Linked DNA regions of Homo sapiens: region 2 is linked to region 1. Evidence: chromatin contacts called from ENCODE Hi-C or POLR2A ChIA-PET data. All regions are on one chromosome and are shown on one strand. The core of a region is the stretch at or near the end of the contact, and the rest is flanking DNA. Distances in the headings are between cores, read along the strand shown.

The links. Hi-C counts contacts between places; a loop is a spot of excess contacts on that map. ChIA-PET counts read pairs that join two places held with the same protein, here RNA polymerase II (POLR2A). Pooled maps may share reads with other maps.
Region 2: a pooled map shows a loop between it and region 1 (9-fold over the local background). The contact joins two enhancer-like sites. A Hi-C loop is called at or near these places in 9 of 50 pooled maps. POLR2A ChIA-PET finds 5 or more read pairs at or near these places in 6 of 52 experiments (CD4-positive, alpha-beta T cell, CD4-positive, alpha-beta memory T cell, T-cell and 3 more).

What each region holds. Positions count from the first base shown.
Region 1 is chr7:4,640,568-4,643,267 of GRCh38, reverse strand. No RefSeq gene overlaps it. Among named protein-coding and RNA genes, the nearest start is that of FOXK1, 40 kb to the left of the region's middle. RefSeq lists silencers at 959-1,348, 1,449-1,648. Within about 2 kb of position 1,412, at least 36 of the 41 ENCODE cell types and tissues checked have a DNase peak (open chromatin) inside an H3K27ac peak, as active enhancers do.
Region 2 is chr7:4,791,345-4,794,067 of GRCh38, reverse strand. AP5Z1 (adaptor related protein complex 5 subunit zeta 1) reads right to left here. Exons shown (of 17, transcript NM_014855.3): 17 at 1-2,723. The coding sequence ends at 2,683. Among named protein-coding and RNA genes, the nearest start is that of MIR4656, 4.1 kb to the right of the region's middle. RefSeq lists enhancers at 466-1,140, 1,245-1,324 and a silencer at 1,715-1,834. Within about 2 kb of position 1,372, at least 10 of the 41 ENCODE cell types and tissues checked have a DNase peak (open chromatin) inside an H3K27ac peak, as active enhancers do.

The DNA of each region.
Region 1 (2,700 bases), core at 163-2,662:
CCAGGAGTTCGAAACCAGCCTGGGTAACATGGCAAAACCCTGTCTCCTATAAAGTACATTAATACAAAAATTAGCTGGGCATGGAGGCTCGCGCCTGTAATCCCGGCTACTCGGGAGACTGAAGCAGGAGAATCACTTGACCCCGGAGGCTGAGGCTGCAGTGAGTCATGGCTGTGCCACTGCACTCGAGCCTGGGCAACAGAGTAAGACCCTGTCTCAAGAAAAAAAAAATGTCCCTGGAGTAGATAACTTGAGGAACACTAATTTTACCGAAACAACCGACAATGGCAATGCAATTCTGAGCCTTTGCTATAAAATGGCAGAAAAAGTCAGGAGGAAGTTTGCGTATGTTATTTTTCCCTGCCACTTGCTTTTTAGTCTTTGCAAACCTTTCTCAAATCCTTTTAGAACACGGTATGACATTTCTTTCTGTTTTTAAGCAACAACTATAAGAACTACCACTGACTGAGTGCTTAGGTAACGCCCAATATATTTCACGTAGAATCTCATCAACAGGCCGGGCACCATGGCTCACGCCTGTAATCCTAGCACTTCAGGAGGCTGAGGCGGACGGATGGATTGAGCCCAGGAGTTTGAGACCAGCCTGGGTAACATAGGGAGACCCCTCTTCTCCAAAAAACAACAAACTCTCATAAATCTGTAAGAGGTGACATAGTAAAAACTCTGAAACAACACTCTTTTAATATTTTATCAATTTCCTCCCCATTCGTTTATTTATTTATGCAGCCACTGACCCAGGCATGGTCATCCCTGCTGGGGGCGGACACAGCCCGCGCCCCCAGGTTCGAGGACACCCAATGTTTAGAAAACGGACCCTGCGAATCCCACCGGCCCCACGTGGACTCTCGGAGGCTCCCTCCTCCCTTTGGAGCATTGAAGAACGCGCACAAATCCAGCTTCCACCCGTCACTCGCGCACCCGACATTGGGCAGGCGACCCCACCGCCCCGGAACATCCCGGCGCAGCCGTCGCGAGGAGGCAACCGACCCCGCCGCGCCACCGGAAGGCGCCTCGCGGCGAGTTGTGCGCACGCGCAATGTGCAACGCCGCGCCGCCAGCGGGCGCTGCGGCCAGGCTCGCGTGGTGGGGGAGGGGAGCTGCCGCGCCGGGGCCGGACCACGTGCGCACCACGTGGCGCCCCGGCAGCCCCGGTGCGCAGTAGGGCGGTCCGGCTGGCCACGCTGCGCAGCCAGCAGTCCCCGAGGGTGGCGGGGCCGGTCTCACAGCCGGCGACCCCGCGCCCGCTGACCTCTGACCTCCGACCCCACTCCCCTTAGGGTTACCCCTCGCCGGCAGCCGCGCCGTGTGTTTATAAACAGAGCTCCCGGCGGGCCCCAAAGCCCGGATCGGCGGATTCACGCGAGGGGAACGGAGCCTTCCGCAAGTCTGCGCCGGCCGCGCATGCGCCTTAAGGTTGCGCCACGCTGCTCCTCCTGCGCTTGCGCAGTGGCGGCGCAGGGCGGGCCGCGAGCAGGGCCCGGGGCGGGGCCGGGCTCTGTGGCCGGGCAGGGGAGGGGCGCGGAGAGGCGCCCTCGCCCTTCCCAGCCCTGCTCCTCGCCTTGCGGAGGGTTCACCTGCTGCGTGTCCTTGCGCAGGCCGGCCACTGGCCTCTGAGCCCGGGCTCTCGCCTGCAAAGTGGGGCCTCTGTGGGTGGTCGTGGAGGTGCAGTGGTGACCTGGATGGAGGGCGGCATCGGGCCCCGCAGTGCCCCCTTGGGCAGCTGCACCCAGCAGCTAAGAGGCCCCCTCGAGACACATCAGTCCTAGGGAGGAGCATACCATGCAGTACGATTTAGCCTTAAAATGGGTGGAGTGCAGTTTATGTTGTGTATATCTATATATCTCTAATTTAAAATTTTTACTTTTATTTTTCAGACAGGGTCTTGTTCTGTTGCCCAGGCTGGAGTGCAATGGTGGCATTACAGCTCACTGCAGTCTCCACCTCCCGGACTCAGGCGTTCCTCCTACCTCAGCCTCCCAAATAGCTGAGACCACAGGCAGGCATCACCACACCCAGCTAATTTTTTTTTTCTTTTTTGAGACGCAGTCTTGCTTTGTTGCCCAGGCTGGAGTGCAGTGGTACGATCTCGGCTGACTGCAGCCTCTGCCTCACGGGTTCAAGCGATTCTCCTGCCTCAGCCTCCTGAGGAGCTAGGATTACAGGCGTGCACTAACACGCCCAGCTAATTTTTTTGTATTTTTAGTAGAGACGGGGTTTCACCATGTTGGCCAGGCTAATCTCGAACTTCTGACCTCAGGTGATCTGCCTGCCTCGGCCTCCCAAAGTGCTGGGATTATAGGCGTAAGCCACCGTGCCTGGCTATGTTTTTTTCTATTTTTGGCAGAGATTAGGTCTTGCTATGTTGCCCAGGCTGGTCTTGAACACCTGGGCTTAAGCGATCTTCTCACCTTAGCCTCCCAAAGTTTTGGGATTACAGATGTGAGCCACCTTGCCTGACCTATATTTTTAATTTAAAAATTTTTAATTGTTAATTTTTATGGGTACATAGTAGGTGTATAGATTTATGGGACACATGAGATCTTTGTATTATAATTACATTAGGGTAAATGGGGTTTCCATCACCCCCAGCATTCATCATTTCTGTGTGATGAACATTCCAATTGCACTCTCTTGGTTATTCTAAAATGTACAGCAAATTAGTGCTGACTGTGGTCACCC
Region 2 (2,723 bases), core at 123-2,622, 150 kb before region 1:
CACAAGGTGCTGATTGGTGTGTTTACAAACCTTGAGCTAGATACAGAGTGCCAATTGGTTTATTTACAATCCCTTAGCTAGACATAAAGGTTCTCCAAGTCCCCACCAGACTCAGGAGCCCAGCTGGCTTTCACCCAGTGGATCCTGCACAGGGGCTGCAGGTAGAGCTGCCTGCCAGTCCCGTGCCCTGCTCCAAAGGCACTCCTCAGCCCTTGGGTGGTCGATGGGACTGGGTGCCCTGAGCAGGTGGCAACACTCGTTGGGGAGGCTCGGACTGCGCAGGAACCCACGGAGGGGAGGGGGGAGGCTCAGGCATGGCGGGCTGCAGGTCCCCAGCCCTGCCCCGCAGGAAGGCAGCTAAGGCCCAGTGAGAAATCGAGCACAGCAGCTGCTGGTCCAGGTGCTAAGCCCCTCACTGCCCAGGCTGGCGGGGCTAGCCGGCGGCTCCGAGTGCGGGGCCCACAGAGCCCACGCCCACCCGGAACTCGCGCTGGCCCGCAAGCACCGCGTGCAGCCCTGGTTCCCACCGCGCCTCTCCCTCCACACCTCCCCGCAAGCTGAGGGAGCCGGCTCCGGCCTTGGCCAGCCCTGAAAGGGGCTCCCACAGTGCAGTGGCGGGCTGAAGGGCTCCTCAAGTGCTGCCAAAGTGGGAGCCCAGGCAGAGGAGGCGCCAAGAGCGAGCGAGGGCTGTGAGGACTGCCAGCAGGCTGTCACTTCTCACTTTCACTTAGCATATAATGTTTCTAAGGTTTATCATCTTTTCTGTAAATCTGAAAAACTATTCTAAAATTTCAGTTTATTTAAAAAAAAAGTTGAGAGCTGGTGAGCTTTGCCCTTTTCCCAGCTGCCTCCTGGAGGCCACCTGAAGGTTGCTCCTCCCTGGGCTGGGGTCATGCCCTCCGAGGCCCTGTGGCCATGAGCTCCTCCTTGTCCCTTGGATGAGCGGGACGGCCCTTCAAGTCACACTCCCAGTCCTAAGCCGGGCGCTGCTGCACAGGCTGCGGACTTAGCACCAGCTGGCCTGGGCGGTGGCCCCACGAGTGCCTGGGAGCTGGGAGCCAGGACACCCCCGACGCCTTCAGGTCAGGGAAGCCCCGCCCCAGGGCAGGAGGGGAGCTGCGGACTCAGTGGGAGACTCATTCCGAGCCTAGGGGCAGCCCCACGCTCTCTGAGCTTCGGGATGAGCCCAGCAGCGCCCCCACACCCACTGCTGCAGGCGGGGTCGTGCACCGCACTGGGAAGTGATCCCGAGACCCGCGCACTGGCACGCACGCCTTGGTATGCACAGTTGTACACGTGCGCTGCTGTTTCCACGTGGAAACACAAACACAGTGCTGCCGACGGAAGCGCCTGCCAGCGCCAGCCTTTCCTGCGGCCCCGGCTCAGCGGCCCTGGGCTGTCATCGCAGGCCGCGGGGGACACCAGCCGTCCTGGAGCTCGGAACGCGACCCAAGGCCCAGGCTGTGGGGCAGGCGAGCGCTTCCTGGGCTGGAACCTGGCGGTGAGGACCCCGCGGTTCGGCTCGGGCATCTGGGGAGCTCCTGAGCCCGCACGGTGTCCCCTGCTCCGTTCCTTGCGCGTCACTCGCCCCCTCCATAGTCCTGAGGCTGGGCAAGGGGCAGGACCCTGCAGTCGCCTTCAGCCTGTGGTTTCTTAGTCGCAGAGCTATGGGGGATTGGGGGCGGGGCCGAGGCCGGAGGGGAGGTGGGCGGGGCCAGAGCAAAAGAGGAGACCGGGGGCGGAGCCAGAGTGGGGAGGGGGAAGAGTTTGAGCCTGGGGGCGGGGCGTGAGGCTCTCGGGGCGGCGGCGCCCCCTGGCGGCTGAGCCCGTCCCAGGCACCGGGCGGAACGTGCGACACAGCTGTGCCTTGGTAGTCCGGAGGGTGGGACCACAGGGCCCAGGAAGGTGGCGGGGCTGGGGCCGCACGCCCAGACACCTCCCCTTCGCGCGAATCCAGTGTTCTGAGCTCCACTCAGGTGGCTCCCTGGGGCCTTCCCTCCGAATGGCCAGAGGCCGCAGCCTGCATAGGCCATGGCGCTTGCAACCCTCCCCCGGTCCCCTTCATCTTCAGGCTATTCAAGGGCATCAAAAGGGGCATTGACAAGCGCACCACCCAGAGCGGTGACCACACCCGGGAACTCGCGCCGCTGCCTTCCGGGCTGTGCACAAATGACCTGGTTTCTGTAGCAGCAGTGGCACGCCGGGCTGAGCCTCCAGGACTGGCAGCAGCTGCCAGGGGTTCCCATCCCTGGTCCTCTCCCCAGGGTGCAGGGCAGGTAACGGAACTGATCGCGCACTCTTCATACAGACGCTTATTAAAGGAGATTTACTTTTACTGCAGCTCTTCTTGCCCATCAACTGTCCAAAAACAAAAGACTAGGAAACAGACCCAGCAGCCTCCACCCGACCCAGCCACAGGGCCTCAAGCCTCCAATCAGAGCCGCTCCATGGCACCCCTCAGCTCAGCTCAGTGTTGCCTGGGAGCAAAAGGCTCGGAGACAAAGCCCAGAGGGTGAGCAGGGGGGCCAGCCCCGCGTGTCTGTGAGGGTGCCAAGCCCACCGTGGGCCTTGCCTCCTCTCCCAGGACTCCCGCGCCCTCCTGAGCTCCTATCAGCCTGGCCTCAGTAGCAAGCTGGCTGCCCAGGCTCTTAATCTGCACCGAAGTCCCTGGCCACTGTCCCTTCACCCTGGCATGAGGCCGGCCTCCCTCTCCACCAGCCGGC